2 separate regions of the Homo sapiens genome follow, and region 2 is linked to region 1. Evidence: read pairs that join two places in POLR2A ChIA-PET (ENCODE). Cell type or tissue: Panc1. All regions are shown on one strand.

The links. Peaks named below come from ENCODE experiments on the same cell type or tissue, not always from the same donor. Only the 100,000 strongest peaks of a DNase experiment are listed, where the experiment ranks them.
Region 2: POLR2A ChIA-PET joins it to region 1 with 11 read pairs; 2 of 35 experiments call an interaction of 5 or more read pairs at or near these places.

Annotation. Positions count from the first base shown.
Region 1 is chr1:203,821,397-203,829,396 of GRCh38, forward strand. ZBED6 (zinc finger BED-type containing 6) reads left to right here. Exons shown (of 17, transcript NM_001395895.1): 4 at 6,903-7,026. It overlaps ZC3H11A (zinc finger CCCH-type containing 11A), which reads left to right. Exons shown (of 18, transcript NM_001376342.1): 5 at 6,903-7,026. Among named protein-coding and RNA genes, the nearest start is that of ZC3H11A, 30 kb to the left of the region's middle. In Panc1, no CTCF peak of the experiment used is centred here; no DNase peak of the experiment used is centred here.
Region 2 is chr1:204,090,979-204,098,978 of GRCh38, forward strand. The region is part of intron 1 of SOX13 (SRY-box transcription factor 13); the gene reads left to right. Among named protein-coding and RNA genes, the nearest start is that of SOX13, 22 kb to the left of the region's middle. RefSeq lists an enhancer at 2,409-2,553 and a cis regulatory region at 2,474-2,487. In Panc1, no CTCF peak of the experiment used is centred here; no DNase peak of the experiment used is centred here; H3K27ac peaks cover 1,419 bases.

The DNA.
Region 1 (8,000 bases):
AATCAGTGTGTCGTACTCTGTTACTATCATTACTTTTATGCTCCGATTGACCCAGATTTGGCAAGTAGGAGCCTTTCAAACTGATTTTTGTGTTCTTTTGATGTTTCCATCATTCTTTGAGCATCTCTGCTTTTTGGCCTGACAAGATTTTCCAGGCTCATCCTGTACTTTTCCTACTTCAGCCCTGTATTCGGCCATTTATCCAAGGTGCCCTGGTTTCTTTTAGTGAATAATGGTATATAGAAGTTAAGATTTGGGCTGCTCCTAGAGTGTCATCACTTTCAGGTCCTCTCAGTGGACAGAGCTGAGGAATATATAAATGTATACACTTAACAGACATTTACATCATTATGGTTTTTGGTTTTGTTTTTTTTTTTTTGAGACGGAGTCTTGCTCTATCACCCAGGCTGGAGTGCAGTGGCGCGATCTCCGCTCACTGCAAGCTCCGCCTCATTGGTTCACACCATTCTCCTGTTTCAGTCTCCCGAGTAGCTGGGATTACAGGTGCCCGCCACCACGCCCGGCTAATTTTTTGTACTTTTAGTAGAGATGGGGTTTCACCGTGTTAGCCAGGATGGTCTCGATCTGCTGACCTCGTGATCCGCCCGCCTTGGCCTCCCAAAGTCCTGGGATTACAGGTGTGAGCCACCGTGCCTGGCCCTATGTATTTAATAATAGATACATAGTATTACAAATTATGAGTTCATATAGATGCTTCCAGTTCATCAATGCCACAGGACTTAGTCTAGACTTCTCCTTTTCCATACCTGTAACTCTTCTCCAGAAGTGAGAAACTTGGTTTTCATTGTTCATAATACTTTTATTTATTTGATCAGTCTACTAGTATAAAAACCAATATTGTGTCACAGCTTTTTCCTTCCTCTCAGGCTCTGACATGACACACACAGCTTCTCCACAAGGACACCTTTCTCACCATGTTTCAACTCTAGTACTCTGTGCTAAGCCTCCCTGCTTGCTTTACCATAGGGACCTCTTTCTCACCCTGCTTGGACCCCAACATCCTACTTTTGACCCCCAACACGATCCCTATAATGGATACTGTTTTCACACCTTTGGGCTGTGATACTTTGTGCTGAGCGGCCCTCACATGTGAGATGCTGTCCTGACCCTGCGCACATACTCCAACTCTGTACCAGGTTCCCTTGGGAATACCCTGCCTTCCTAACCCCACTTGGTCTTTGATGCCATTCTAGACTGACCCTACATGAGTATATATTCTTCATCCTACATTGTGATCTCTTCTGCACAGAGACATTGCTAACCCTGCTCAGGCTCAACACTTGTCAGGGTACCCTTTCATGCACATGTCCTCTTAACCCTCCAACCCTCCGTGGGTTCCAACACCCTATGCCAGTTCCACATGGTCATGTGGATACCTTCCTATTCTCAGTCAGACTCCAATACCCTGCTCTGGGCCACCATGTCCTTCCCTTCTCCCATCTGAATGCCTGTCTCCCTCAACCCCATCTAATGACTTTGGACTGAATTGTTAGAGTGAGACTAAATATGCAGTTCATGTGCCTGGGGTCAGCTACTCCAGTCTGGTTTTGTATTTCTTGTCTCTTAACTACATTCTAAGCTACCTATCTTGCAAATAGCAGCAGATATCAAATAAATTGATAAAGGAGTACTCTGCAACTTTTATATTTTATGTTATAACATGAAAAGTCAATGTTGTAACATTTTTAGTGGAGTGTATATTGGCACAGCTCCTATGGAGGGTATGGCAGTGTCTCCAGGAGCATCTCTTCATTTAGAGATTCTCTAGGATGTATTCAGAGTTGAGATTTATTGCAGCAATAGAGTAAAGACACTGTCAGATCATAAGAGAAAAAGACACTGGAGGAATCTGGAAGAATCCGTGTGCCTGTTTTTTTATGCCCACTCCCTTTAGGGGTGACACAGAGCACACTCTTTTCCTAGTCATGAAAATGCAGCAATGCATGTGTGGTATTCCTGCCCAGGGAAATCCATTAGAGACTCAGCATCCAGGATTTTCATTGGTGCTAGCCATATAAGCACTCTTTACCAAACATGTACCCAAATTCCAGACTCCCAGAAGGAAGGCAGATGTTCAGCATTAACCATATTGTTTGTACAAACAGTCTAGGCATACTGAGCCTTCTCCCTTCCCCACTTACCAATTAACTTGGAGCGTCTAAAAGCCAAGGTCCCAGATGCTAGCCAAGAGCAAGCCTTGCAAGCAGGCATTTCTAAGGACAGTAGTCTAAGAGCTGCTATGCTAACTCTTTTCTGCACTGAGGCTTATTGGCTGTATTGCTTGAAAGAACTAAATACTTATACTTTTTACACATAGGTATTTACCTGCAAAATAAGATGTGTGCAGAATTGCTTATTGTAGCAATTTGTAATAGTAAAATACTGGAAATAACCTAACTATCCTTCATTTAAAATAAGGTTTTACTACATTCATACTGTAGAGTGCCAGGTAGCTGTTAACAAAAAATTTTAAAGGGGAAACTAATTTATTGATACGGAAATAATCAGGATATATTGTCAAGTGAAAAACCTAAGGTGAAGAGCAAGGTGGGTTAAAAAAGGAGAGGGAAGCCGGGCGCCGTGGCTCATGCCTGTAATCTCAGCACTTTGGGAGGCTGAGGCGGCTGGATCACCTGAGGTCAGGAGTTTGAGACCAGCTGGCCAACACAGTGAAACCCCGTCTCTACTCAAATTACAAAAATTAGTCGGGCGTGGTGACGCAGCCATGTAGTCCCAGCTACTCAGGAGGTTGAGGCAGGAGAATCGCTTGAACCTGGGAGGTGGAGATTGCAGTGAGCCGAGATTACACCACTGTACTCCAGCCTGGGCTACACAGTAAGACTCCCATCTCAAAATTAAAAAAAAAAAAAAAAGAGGGAAAATAATTTATATTTGTTTTTCACTTGCATATGAATTTTAAAAATCTCTGGAAGTATAAAGGTGAAACTTAACAACAGTGGCTATGGGAAGGTGTCAGGGATGAGAAGGAGTCTTTTTATCATGTACCCCTTCTGTGTGCAATTCATTTTCATTATTCATTGGTTCCATATTTGCGAATTTGCCTACTTGCTAAAATTTATAACCCCCAAATCAGTACTTGGCCATTCGTAGGCATGTTCAGAGCAGCAAAAAATTTGAGTCATCTGACATGTGTCACATTGGTTCACAAATTGAGTCACATTTCCAGGTGAGGCGGAACAGAGCTCTGCCTCCTTCTGATACTGTAAACAAGTGTCCTTTTCATGATGTATTTGGTTCCACGGCTTTTGGTTGGTGGTGGTGCTGCTTAAAATGGCTCCTAGGCCTATTGCTCAAGTGCTTTGTAGTGTTGCTGAGTAGAAGAAAGCTGTGATGTGTCTTATAGAGAAAATAGATTGTTAGGCCGGACACGGTGGCTCACGCCTGTAATCCCAGCACTTTGGGAGGCTGAGGCAGGCAGATCATCTCAGGAGTTTGAGACCAGCCTGGACAACATGGTGAAACCCTGTCTCTACTAAAAATACAAAAAAATTAGCCGGGCATGGTGACACGTGCCTATAATCCCAGCTACTCGGGAGGCTGAGGCAGGAGAATTGCTTGAACCCTGGAGGTGGAGGTTTCAGTGAGACAAGATTGTGCCACTGCACTCCAACCTGGGCAACAGAGCGAGACTCCGTCTCAAAAAAAAAAAAAAAAAAAGAAAATAGATGTTAGATAAGCTTTGTTCAAGTGTGAGTTACAGTGCTATTTGTCTTGCGTTTCATATTAATGAATGAACAATATTAAATGCACCCAAAACAAAGTTATGTATTGATTAGTTGATGAAAATGTGACCAGAGGCCCACAGGAACCCAACTCTATTTCCCTTAGGAATAATGGTTTAGTATTTACTAATTCAGTGTTCCAAGTGACTTTATAGAACATAACTACTGCAAATAATGAGAATCAACTGTTTTATCTTTGGATCATGTGCTGTATTACTGTTAAAAATGTGAAGACATAATTATGTAGGAGAAATATTACTGTGGAGGATTTTTTTTTTTTTTTTTTTTTTTTGAGGTGGAGTCTCACTCTGTCACCCAGGCTGGAGTGCAGTGGCTCCATCTTGGCTCACTGAAACTTCCACCTCCCGGGTTCAAGTGATTCTCCTGTCTCAGCCTCCCGCATAGCTGGGACTACAGGCGCCCTCCACCATGCCCAGCTAATTTTTGTATTTTTTAGTAGAGACGGGGTTTCACCATATTGGTCAGGCTCCTGACCTCAGGTGATCAACCCACCTTGGCCTCCCAAAGTGTTGAGATTACAGGCGTGAGCCACCACGCCTGGCATGTGGAGGATATTACTAAGGAAAAATGTACAGAATTACATGGAATACCTTTCTTTTTAGTATGCATATAGTCACTTGTGATTTTTTTTTTACAAGTAAAAACTCATACCAAAATAAGTGATTCTCTGGGTAATAGCATAATTGGCATTTATTTCCATTTTCCAAGTTGTCTTCGTTGCACATATATTACTTTTCAATTAGAAACAAAATCTAGCAAATGTATTAAACAGATCAAATAAATGTCATGTGACTTCTGTGTATAGAAGATACTGTTACAGAAGTCATTCAGTAATTTGAAAATTGCTTCCAGGAAAGATGTAAAATTTAAGCAAAGGTAGGCTTAGGAACAAGGAAGATTGGCATTAGGTTCTGCCTTGAGAAAGGAAGAATTGAATAATTGTTATTCCTGTCTAAAAAACAGTGGTAGCTATTACATCTACCTTTCGGGTGTGACAGAGGACTAATAAATTCTTCCTAGTTCTTTGAAAGTAACGGTATTTGCTGTACTTTTATTTTTACTTTATTTTTACTGCTCCTTGTGGAGCAGGGCCACTCTATAGGTAGTGTGCCCACAGTAGCCTATACTTTTAAAAAATATTATACTTTTAGAAAATATCAATAATATTAAAATTAATAAATAAATATTGATTAATAATAATTAATTCTTTTTAAAAATTATACTTTAAAAATATTAATAGGTAATTATGCATATGACATAAACTTAGAACATAGTTTTAAAAAACTGATTTTGCCAAATCACCTTTCAGAGATGTGGAGCAAATTTACATTTCCATTATGTGTTTGAGACTGCCTGATTCTTCCACGTCCCTGAAAACAGTGTATAATTGAATTTTATCACTCTCTCAATATAGTAGATTTTGACCTTTGCCCTTTTTGATACATTTAAGCATCTTTTTGTAATGGTTATTGTTTCTCTGTCTCTCTTCTCCATATTCTTAAATTTCAATGCTGGTGTTTTTTCCTGGAATTTTAAACCATAGGCTGTTTATGATGATTAGAGATTCGACATAATGCAGTTCATCGGAGGTTAGTTAGTTTTTGGGAGTACTTCTCATATCTTTTTTCCCCCTTTTTTGAACTATTAAAATGTATCTAGAAAAGTGCAAAATCGTAATCTTACAACTTGAAGAATTTTCATAGAGTGATTATACTTACTTGATCAGCACCTAGTTCAAGAAATAGAGTATTAGCAGTAATCTATCTTCCCCTTCATCCCCTTGTTACTAACCACATCCCCAAAGCTGATCAGCATCCCAACTACTCTACCATGGAGAAGTTTTGACTGTTTTCATCTTTTCATAAATGGAATGGTATAGTATGCACTCTTGTGTCTGGCTTCTTTCATTTCACATCTGTGGCATTGAGTATAGCAATGGTTTATTCCTTCTCATTACTAGATGATATTCTGTTGTACGAATACTTTACAGTTTCTTTATCCATTCTAGTATTGATGTACACATGGGTTTGCAAAATTATAGAGCTATTGAAAATAATATTGCTGTGAACATTGCTTATACACAGCTGTTGGAGAACTAATGTATATATTTTTCTAGGACATACATCCTATGATTCAGCAGTTTATTCTATTCTAGATGCACAGGTATTCTTTTTTTTTTTTTTTCTCCCAATTTTCCTTTATAAAAGTAAGGTGACTGGCCGGGTGCGGTGGCTCACACCTGTAATCCCAGCACTTTGGGAGGCTGAGGCGGGCGGATCACGAGGTCAGGAGATCAAGACCATCCTGGCTAACATGGTAAAACCTCTTATCTACTAAAAATACAAAAAAAATTAGCCGAGTGTGGTGGCAGGCACCTGTAGTCCCAGCTACTCTGGAGGCTGAGGCAGGAGAATGGCGTGAACCCGGGAGGCGGAGCTTGCAGTGAGCGGAGATCGCGCCACTGCACTCCAGCCTGGGTGACAGAGCAAGACTCTGTCTCAAAAAAAAAAAAAAAGTAAGGTGACTTGGGAAGGATACCTAACATCCTTAGTGTGTTGTTATAGGTGCCTTACTTTGAGAATTCATGAATGGGAAGAATTTTCTCAAACCCTTGAACTCTCAGCTTCAAGTAATAACTGCAGTTTATTGAGTTTGACCTATGTGCTTAGTGCTTTATATACATTATTTTATGTACTCTTCATAAGAAACCATTTATTCCCGTTTTATAGCTAAGGAAAGTGAGGCTTAGAGGCATGAATTATCCAAGGCCACCTGGCCAATAAGTAACATAATAGAGATTCAGACCGTTATCTTTGATTTCATAAACTTAAACTACTGTATCATCCTGCTTCTCTAAATTAAGTGTAGACATTTTAGGGGTTCCAGGATGAGGGTAAAAAGGGAAAGAATAACATAAACTACTCTCCTGCTCCATTCAGCTCTCCATCATGCCTAAGTTATGTTATTTTCAGCAATCTCTCTTCCTTCTAAAAATCATCTCATCTCACATGCCTCGGATTTTTGAACCCTGTATGAACTTTGTCTAGAAAACAAACTGCCACATGAATATACGTATCACTGTTTTATTTGAAAGCAATGTGTTTTTCCCTCTTACAGAAAAAACGCAGTGAAATTCCTTGTTATTGGGAAAATCAGCCAACAGGATGTCAAAAATTAAACTGCGCTTTCCATCACAATAGAGGACGATATGTTGATGGCCTTTTCCTACCTCCGAGCAAAAGTGAGATCAGTTTTTAATTTTAAAAGAATATCAAATGAACACCTATTATGCACACTGTACAACAGTACTTTTCAGACATTGACTCCTTTCAGTCTTGTGAAACAGCAGAATTATTTCCACTTTACAGATAAGTGAACTGAATCTTATTAAGGTTAAATGATTTATCCTTGGCCTTAGAACCATTATATATCTTGGCATGCCATTTAAGTTATTATACTTACTTCATTTCTCATATTCTTATCAGACCCATAAACGTTTTCAAAATAAATTTGATTTTCTAGGTCAAAGGTTGGCAAAACTGGTCCTCTGCCTGTTTTGTAAAATAAGTTTTATTGGAATATAGCCTTGCCCATTCATTTACATATTTTCTATTATCAGTTTTGTGCTAGTGCTATAGAATTGAGTAGTTGAGACAGAAACCATATGGCCCACAAAGCCTAAATTATTAACTGGCTCTTTACAGAAAATATTTGCCAACCCTACTCTAGACTATAATCTAAAATAAAACTAAAAAGCTAGTGGTTATTCCCAAAGTTCATTTTAAAGTAATTTAAAAGTGGAATTGGCCATTTAAAAGCCACAGTTGCTACGTGATTAAAATTTGATGGCTACATCTTTTTACCTCAATTTAAGGGAAAAAAGTAGACTTATTCCTTTCTGGTTTGGTTCAAGTAAGTGTCATATGCTTGGGTCTTAGAAGCTACTTCTTTGCTGAGCAAAAAGCCTAGAATTGCAGTATTAAAATTAAAGGTCTAGAATTTGTGAACAGGTACTATGCTTCTTCTAGTCTTCTGTTGATTCTGTTTTGAGTGCCCACTTTGTGTTTATGTACAGTGGAGAGTTAGTGGAGAGTTAATTAGGTAAAAGCACATCTTTTCCCTCCCTGGGACTTTAGAACTTAAATGAGGAAATTTAGTATAAATGCTCATAAGACAAATACACTATAGTTTTCATAGGTGGTCAGGAATTTTTGG
Region 2 (8,000 bases), 270 kb after region 1:
GGCCGAGGAGCTAGGACTTTGTTGACAATGGGGAACCAGAGGATCTGTCAGAGAACTTTCAGAATGGGTGGCTCATTCATTCAGGCTGAAGCTGCTCTCTCATTGTCCTGCAAAAAATTCCAACAGAACACTGTTCTTTTCCTTTCCATTCAAAGACATTTTTGCTGCCTTCCGTATTGAACTGCCTGGTAACTGAGACAACTTTCCCTTCCCTGCCAGGGCTAGTGGGTTCCCAGGGCTGCCACCCTGGGAAAAAGACAAGTCGCGTTTCCTCGTCTGCCCTGACCCATGCTGCTCACGGCTTTGGTCCCACTGGGACCCAAACGAATCAGTGTGGCCAGCTTTCCTGGGATATCCAGCATGTGCAGTTTCCAGCATGAGCATGCTTATATTGTTCAGGATCGAGGAATATTGATCTCTAGATGTCTTTTTAAAACCAATGGTTTGGTATATTTGTGAATGAATGAGATACTCATCCAATGGATAAGCTTTACCAAGCCCTCATTATGTGAAAGGCACTGGGCAAGGCTAGGGGTGAGGGGATCAGACCCCACCCTCAGGGATGCTCTAATCTCTCTGGGGAGGTGAAACAGTTCATTGTGGGAACAAAGCCTCTTTCCCATCTCTGTAGCCTTGGGTTGGAAGGCTGGGGGCAAGGTGAAATCAGACTGGGGTTTGAGTCCTGGCTCTGCTTCTGAGCCCTGTGATTTCTGGCAAATAACAGAACTTTTTTCGTTTTCTTTGTGTGCGTGTGCGTGTGTGTGTGTGTGTGTGTGTGTTTGTGTTTTAGATGGGGGTCTCACTATATTGCACAGGCTGGTCTTGAACTCCTGAGCTCAAGCAGCCCTCCCACCTGAGCTCCCAAAGTGCTGGGATCATAGGCGTGAGCCACTGTGCCCCACCTCTTTCTTAGCTTTGGCTCTTTCTTTCTTTGTTTCTTTGCTTTCTTTCATTTGTTTGTTCTTTTGTTCATTCTTTCTTTCGTTCTCTGTCTGCCTTTCTGTCCTTTCTGTCTTCTTTTTTCTTTCCTTCGCTTTCCTTCTTCTGTCTCTTTCACTTTTTTTCTCTCTTCTTTCTTTGTTTCTTTGATGTAGGGTCTTGCTCTGTTGCCCAGGCTGGAGTGCAGTGGCACGACCCTAGCTCACTGCAGCCTTGAGCTCCTGGGCTCAAGTGATTCTAGCTGTGACTTAGGCATGTGCTACTACACATGGCTAATTTTTAAGTTTTTTTGTAGAAACAAGGTCTTGCTATGTTGCCCAGGCTGGTCTTCAAAGTCTGCCTTGGTCTCCTGAAGCACGCTGGATTATAGGTGTAGGCCCACCACACCTGGCCCAGAACTTTTTTTTCTTTTTTTTTGAGACAAGGTTTTGCTCTGTCACTCAGGCTGGAGTGCAGTGGCATGATCATGGCCCACTGCAGCCTTGACCTCCTAGGCTCAAGCAGTCCTCCTGACTTGGCCTCCCAAAGTGCTTGGATTACAAGTGTGAGCCACCACTTGTGGCCTCAGAACTTTCTTAAACCCTAGTTTTCTCACCTACAAAGTGGGAAAAGAATAACACCTACTTTGAGAGATTAAAAGGATTTAATGAAGTGATGTATATATTATGGCCCTTAGTATAGGACCTGGAGTATAGAAGGCTTTGGTAAGTGGGAGCTGATATTAGTGTGATGGCTGCTGTGGAGGTGGTTGTTGAAGTCTGTCCTGGGGTGGGGACAGTCCAGCATTCCTGGGCCTACTTGGATTTAGGGGGCTGCTCCTCCTAGGGTCATGGGCATGGCCTTTATGGGGTATGGGAAAGGAGGGGAATCAGCTTCCCGGTGTGTGGTGGGGACAGGCACTGTCTCCTATAACACCTCCTTTGGTTGCTACGTGCAGATTTGCTGTGCAGCACGGGTCAAGTTACTTAGCCTCTCTGTGTTTCCGCTTCCTAACTGAAATGCCATTAATCACAATGCTCTCACTTGAGAAGAGAGAACATTAGAAGGGTCACATGAGAAGAGTCTAGAATAGTGCGTGGGAATCTTATCCAGGTGTTGGCTATTTGTTGCTGTGATTATTCTGTTTTTGGAGTGACCCCCATTCAGTCAAAGAAGCAAGGGTGAGAGCTGCTGTCCCAAGTGTATCAGCATAGGGACGTGGGGACGTGGGGGAGGTGGACTGGGGCATGGACCTCGCTATGCTGGCCCCAGGGAGCAGCCTAGAGAAGGAAAGAAACTGTTTCTCGAATGCTAGCTGTAGGTAGGGCGTTCCCAGGTGTGACTGAAATGACAGTCTGGCTCAGAGCACACTGCCTTTTCTTCCCACCTTAACTGGTTACTAAGGGGACAGTTCTACACTACACAGGATTGATTTCTGTGAAATCTATGGAATTTACATATAGTTTTGAGGGGCTGCTTTGAGGCATGAAGCCACCGTATTCACAAAACCCAGCTGCGGGTGAATTGCAATTTATAATAATAAACAGCCTGTACCTGACCTTTGGACCCTGGGTGCTCAGGATGATGCCTGTGGGGCCTGACAGGAAGTGAAGGCGGTGGCATGGGTGTGGGGGGCCACCCCTCCCTCTGACCATGGTGGCGGGTGGCATCCAGGCCCAGAGAAGCCTTGTCACTGGCTGTCCCCTTGGCACCCAGCCCAGCAGGCGGAGAGGGTTAATTGGGATTTGGAGTGTCTGTGGAAAGTAGCCTCTTCTCAAATATCTTGTGCTATGGTTTGGAACTTTGGAATCAGGCATACCGAAAGTGGAATTCTGTCTTCAAGTAAGCCTCAGTTTCCTCATCTGTACAATGAGTTTTGTCCCTGAAGAAAATCCACCTGTGAAGTGCTTAGCTTGTGATCACTCAGTAAATAGGCACTGTCATTATCTTTCTGATGAGGGGCTTCCATATGTGACCTGCCCTGGGCTACAACTCGAACATGGAAATCAGAAGCTTAGCAACACTATTATTTCCACTGCATCAAAGGCCTGGGAGCCCTCCCCTGCCTATACTTTTGTCTCTCAGAGAAGAAGTAATAATTCACTCCATGTGCAAATGGAAAAACTGAGACCTGAAAGGTTGAGTGGTTTGTCCCAGGCCCCATAGTGAGTTAAAGGCATCAAAATCCCTTACACATGTATGGGGCTTTATAAACCATCAAGTGTGTAAAGGGTGTTGACATTTAGAAAATAACTGTGCCGAGTCTCCTAGGGATCTGGTACATGTATTTTGACTGCCAGTTTACGGATGGGAACGATGAGACTCAGAGAACTTAGATGAGCCCAAGATTGTACATTGAGTTTGTGGCAGAGTTGACGCTCAAACTCGAGCCCTCTGCTCTTTCCACCGCACACGCAGACCTCTCACCTGGGCCCTTCTAGACCCTCTCTGCAATTATTTTTTCCCCTCCATACAGGTAGATCTGTGAAGGTGGAGAGTCATGAGCCAGCAGGGACAGGGTTAAATTCTTCCTAAGCAACAGAGCTGGTTTTGAGCTGGGCACCTTCAGTGACCCCATTGTTGACCCCCTTCCCTCGGGTCAGGACTGCAGGCAGTGGGGGAAGGGAAGCACTGCAGGGAGCTCTAATGGCCCAATGCGGGCAGAGAGAGGGCCAGGAAGGGATGCTCATCTGTCTCCCTCTTTGGACAGAGATGAACAAAGATGCCGGTGGCTTTTTCAGTCTCCATAGAAAATCCCCAAGGCTCCCTTGGGGCGGGCTGCCATCAGCTCTTCCTGCACTCTTAATCACACCGTGGAGCACGGGCAGCTCCTGTAGACACAGCAAACCCTGTGATGTGTTGTTGGTTAAGTGGGAACTGGGATAATTTTTGCCAGTAAAGCACCAAATCAGAAAATGGAAGCATCAAATGAACCTTAGGGCTAGTGGGATTTTGGGGCTTGCCTGTCATTCATTCATTGAAAAGGAAAAGGATGGCTTGGGTGGCCCACAGAAGCCAGCATCTGTGACCTCAAATGGATGAGTCCCTGCAAACTGGGAAGGCTGCCCAGTTCCTCTTCCTCTTCCCAAGTGGCCCCCGTCCTGCCACTCCCTTCTATGAGCGCAGACCTTCTGGTTTAGAGCTTCAGTCTGGACCATTGTGCTGTGTCCTCTCCAGGCGGGGAGGGCATCAGGAGTAAACCTCCTTCCACGGCCCTGAGCCGTACAGTAAGTCTCCCAGGGTTGTACGGCAAGGCAGGGGCAGAGCTGTTCTGTAAACAGGCGTCAGTTCAGTTGCCTTGAAACCGCCAACTCTAAGATGGACATCCGAGGGGAAAGGATTTCCAGGAAAGTCGAGGAACTGATTTTAGGGGAAGACTAAATCTCTTTCTCTATCCCCATCTTCTTGTCGTCTGGGTCCCTTGAACTCCCTGCTGAGAAATCCTAAATACACCTTGTCTCTGGGTTGCGCATGGAAGCCTTTAATTGTTTCTAGAGGCAGTGAGGGAAGGCCTTCTAGTTGGTCGGGCAGGTCTGGCACTGTCTGGGTCTTGCTGCTTCTAGACACTTCAATTAGGGATGTTAATTATGGCCTTGTGAACACAGGCTCTCCCAAGGCAGCCGCTCTCCAGCCCTGCTGCCCCCATGTTGTCCCCTCACCAGTCAGTGAGGCTATGTTTATGGTCTCGCCTCTGTCCATCTGCAGATTAAAGATGCCCTGAAAGCATAACTTATTAGCAGTTTTTTGTTCTCTCCATCTTTTAAAAAATTGGATTAAAGTAGACATAATGTAAAATTTACAATTTGTAAATGTGTAGTTCAGAGGCATTAAGTCCATTCACATTGTTTTGCAACCATCACCACCATCTGTCCATGGAACTTTTTCATCTTCCCAAACTGAAACTCTGTTCCCATTAAGCAATAGCGTCCCCTTCCTCTCTCACTCCAGCCCTGTAACTCTATTCTACTTTCTGTCTCTATGAATTTAGCTGTTCTAAGTACCTCACATAAGTAGACACATACAATATTTGACCTTTTATGCCTGGCTTATTTCAGTTAACATAATGTCTTCAATATTTGTCTACATCGTAGATGTGTCAAGATTGCCTTCCAGCTTAGGGCTGATGATATTCCATTGCATGTATATATCATACTTTGTTGATTCATTCATCCATTGATGGACACTTGAGTTGTTTCCCATTTTGGTTGTTGTGAGTAATATTGCTATGAGTTTTGGGGGTATATCCCCAGAAGTGGAATTGCTGGATCATATGGTAATTCTATATCTAATTTCTTGAGGACCCGCCATCATATTTTTCTTTTCTTTTCTTTTTCTTTCTTTCGTTTTTTTTTTTTTTTTTTGCGACAGGGTCTCACTCTGTCTCCCAGGCTGGAGTACAGTGGCATGATCACAGCTCACTGCGGCATCAACCTCCTGGGCTCAAGCGATCCTCCCACCTCAGCCTCCCAAGTAGCTGAGACCACAGTGTATGCCACCATGCCCAGCTGATTTTTGTATTTATTTATTTATTTATTTTTGAGACAGAGTCTTGCTCTGTCGCCCAGGTTAGAGTACAGTGGTGGGTTGTCGGCTCACTGCAGCCTCCATCTCGTGGGCTCAAGCAATTCTCATGCATCAGTCTCCCAAGTAGCTGGGTTTACAGGCACCCGCCACCACACCTGGCTAATTTTTGTATTTTTAGTAGAGATGGGGTTTCACCATGTTGGCCAGGCTGGACTCGAACTCCTGACCTTGTGATCCACCCACCTCAGACTCCCAAAGTGCTGGGATTATATGCATGAGCCACCATGCCCAGCTAATTTTTGTATTTTCTGTAGAGATGAGGTTTTTCCATGTTGCCCAGGCTTCTATCTGTTTTTCACAGCAGCTATACCACTTTTCATTTTACATTCCCATCAGAAATTCTCTACATCCTTGCCAATTCTCCTCCTCCTCTTTCTTCTCTTTTTCTTCTTCTTTCTCCTTCTTTTTTTGATAATAGCCATCCTCTTGGGTATGAAGTGAAAATCCACTGTGCTTTTTATCTTTTAAGGGGGAAGTCAAGGCCTGAGAAACACTGATACGTGCCTCTGCATTGCAGAGCCCCTTGGGCCCAGGCTTTCTAGCCCCATCCTGGCTTCCATTCTCTGTCCTAAACCCCTTTGTCTCCAGTCCATCAAGAGAGGGCAGGGGCGAGGTCCACTGACTGTTAGGGGCCCTGCCTTCCCTCCTGTCACAGCAGCAGAGTGGCTGTGACCTGGCAGAGGTGTTGGGAGGGTGGATGTCCCTAGGGGTCAGGAGGAGGTTTCAGTAATGTGAAATTGGAAGAGTTGAATCATTTCAACCACGGGGCATGGGGATAAAGGAAATCATGATGCAGCCATAGAGTGGAAGATGTGCAGCCATTAAATATGGCTTTATGAATAATTTTTAATATCCAGTTTTTGGTAACATGAAAACTGCTGATGTGTACTATTAAGTGGGAGAAAATAAATATAAAAACTTGCTTATGAGGCCGGGCTCAGTGGCTTATTCCTGTAATCCCAGCACTTTGGGAGGCCGAGGTGGGTGGATCACCTGAGGTCGGGAGTTTGAGACCAGCCTGACCAACATGGAGAAACCCTGTCTCTACTAAAAATACAAAATTAGCTGGGCGTGGTGGCGCATGCCTGTAATCCCAGCTACTCGGGAGGCTGAGGCAGGAGAATCACTTGAACCCGGGAGGTAGAGGTTGCAGTGAGCCGAGATTGCGCCATTGCATTCCAGCCTGAATGCAACAAAAGCGAAACTCCGTCTCAAAAAAAAAAAAAAAGAAAAGAAAAGAAAAAAAAACTTGCTTATGAATGAAAAACAAAACCACCTTCAGAAAAAAAGATTTGATAGAAATAGGCCAAATTGTTGTCAATGGCCACCTCCTGGATGGATGTGAAATGGGTGATTTTTAAAATTGTTTTCTTATTTTTAAATTTTAATTTAAATTTATTTTTTGAGATAGGGTGTTGCTCTGTTGCCCAGGCTGGAGTGCAGTGGTGTGATCATGGCTCACTGCAGCCTCAACCTCAAGTGATCCTCTCATCTCAGCCTCCTTAGTAGCTGGGACTACAGGTGTGTGCCACCACACCTGGCTAATTTTTTCATATTTTTTGTGGAGATGGGATTTCACCATGTTGCCTAGGCTGATCTCAAACTCCTGAACTCAAGCAATCCACCCACCTCGACCTTCCAAAGTGCTGGGATTACAGATGTGAGTCACCATCGCCCAACCTGTTTTCTTTATGTTATTTAAAATTTTGCAGATTGGCTGAACACGGTGGCTCATGCCTGTAATCCCAGCACCTTGGGAGGCCAAGGCGGGCAGATCACCTGAGGTCAGGAGTTCGAAACTAGCCTGACCAACATGGAGAAACCCCATCTCTACTAAAAATACAAAATTAGCCGGGCGTGGAGGCGCATGCCTGTAATCCCAGCTACTCGGGAGGCTGAGGCAGGAGAATTGCTTGAACCGGGGAGGCAGAGAAGTTGTAGTGAGCTGAGATGGTGCCACTGCACTCCAGCCTGGGTGACAGAGCGAGACTCAAAAAAAAAAAAAATTTTGTTGTTGTTGTTGTTGTTGTTGCTGATTTTCTACAGTAAGCACACACTCCTTTTATATTTAGGAAAAAACTGATAAAATAAGAGTGACTACGACTATTCATTAGGCATATGTGTTGCCAGGGTCTACTGAACACTCAGCTCTGCTTGATGCTATTGAAAGTTCAGGAATGAATGCGAAGCTAACAGGGAGGTGTGGGGTTAGGTGGTGGGGAGGACTGGCCAGAACACAGAGGGGTGATGAATGTAAGGGGAGTCAGGGTCTGGGCAGCCTGGAGCCCTCCAGAATGCTGCCTTTGTTCATGAGAAGCCTCATTCATGGGGAAGATACCGTGGGTAGGACTCTGGCCTTGAGTCACCTTGTCTCTGCAAGTGGCGCAGGCAGGCTCCATTGAGCTCTTCACCCATGTTCACCTGGTCCCTTGGCATAGCTGGCAGGAGTGAGCGAAGCTTGTAGCCTGTGAAACCAGGGGTTTTCCTGCCCCAGGTTG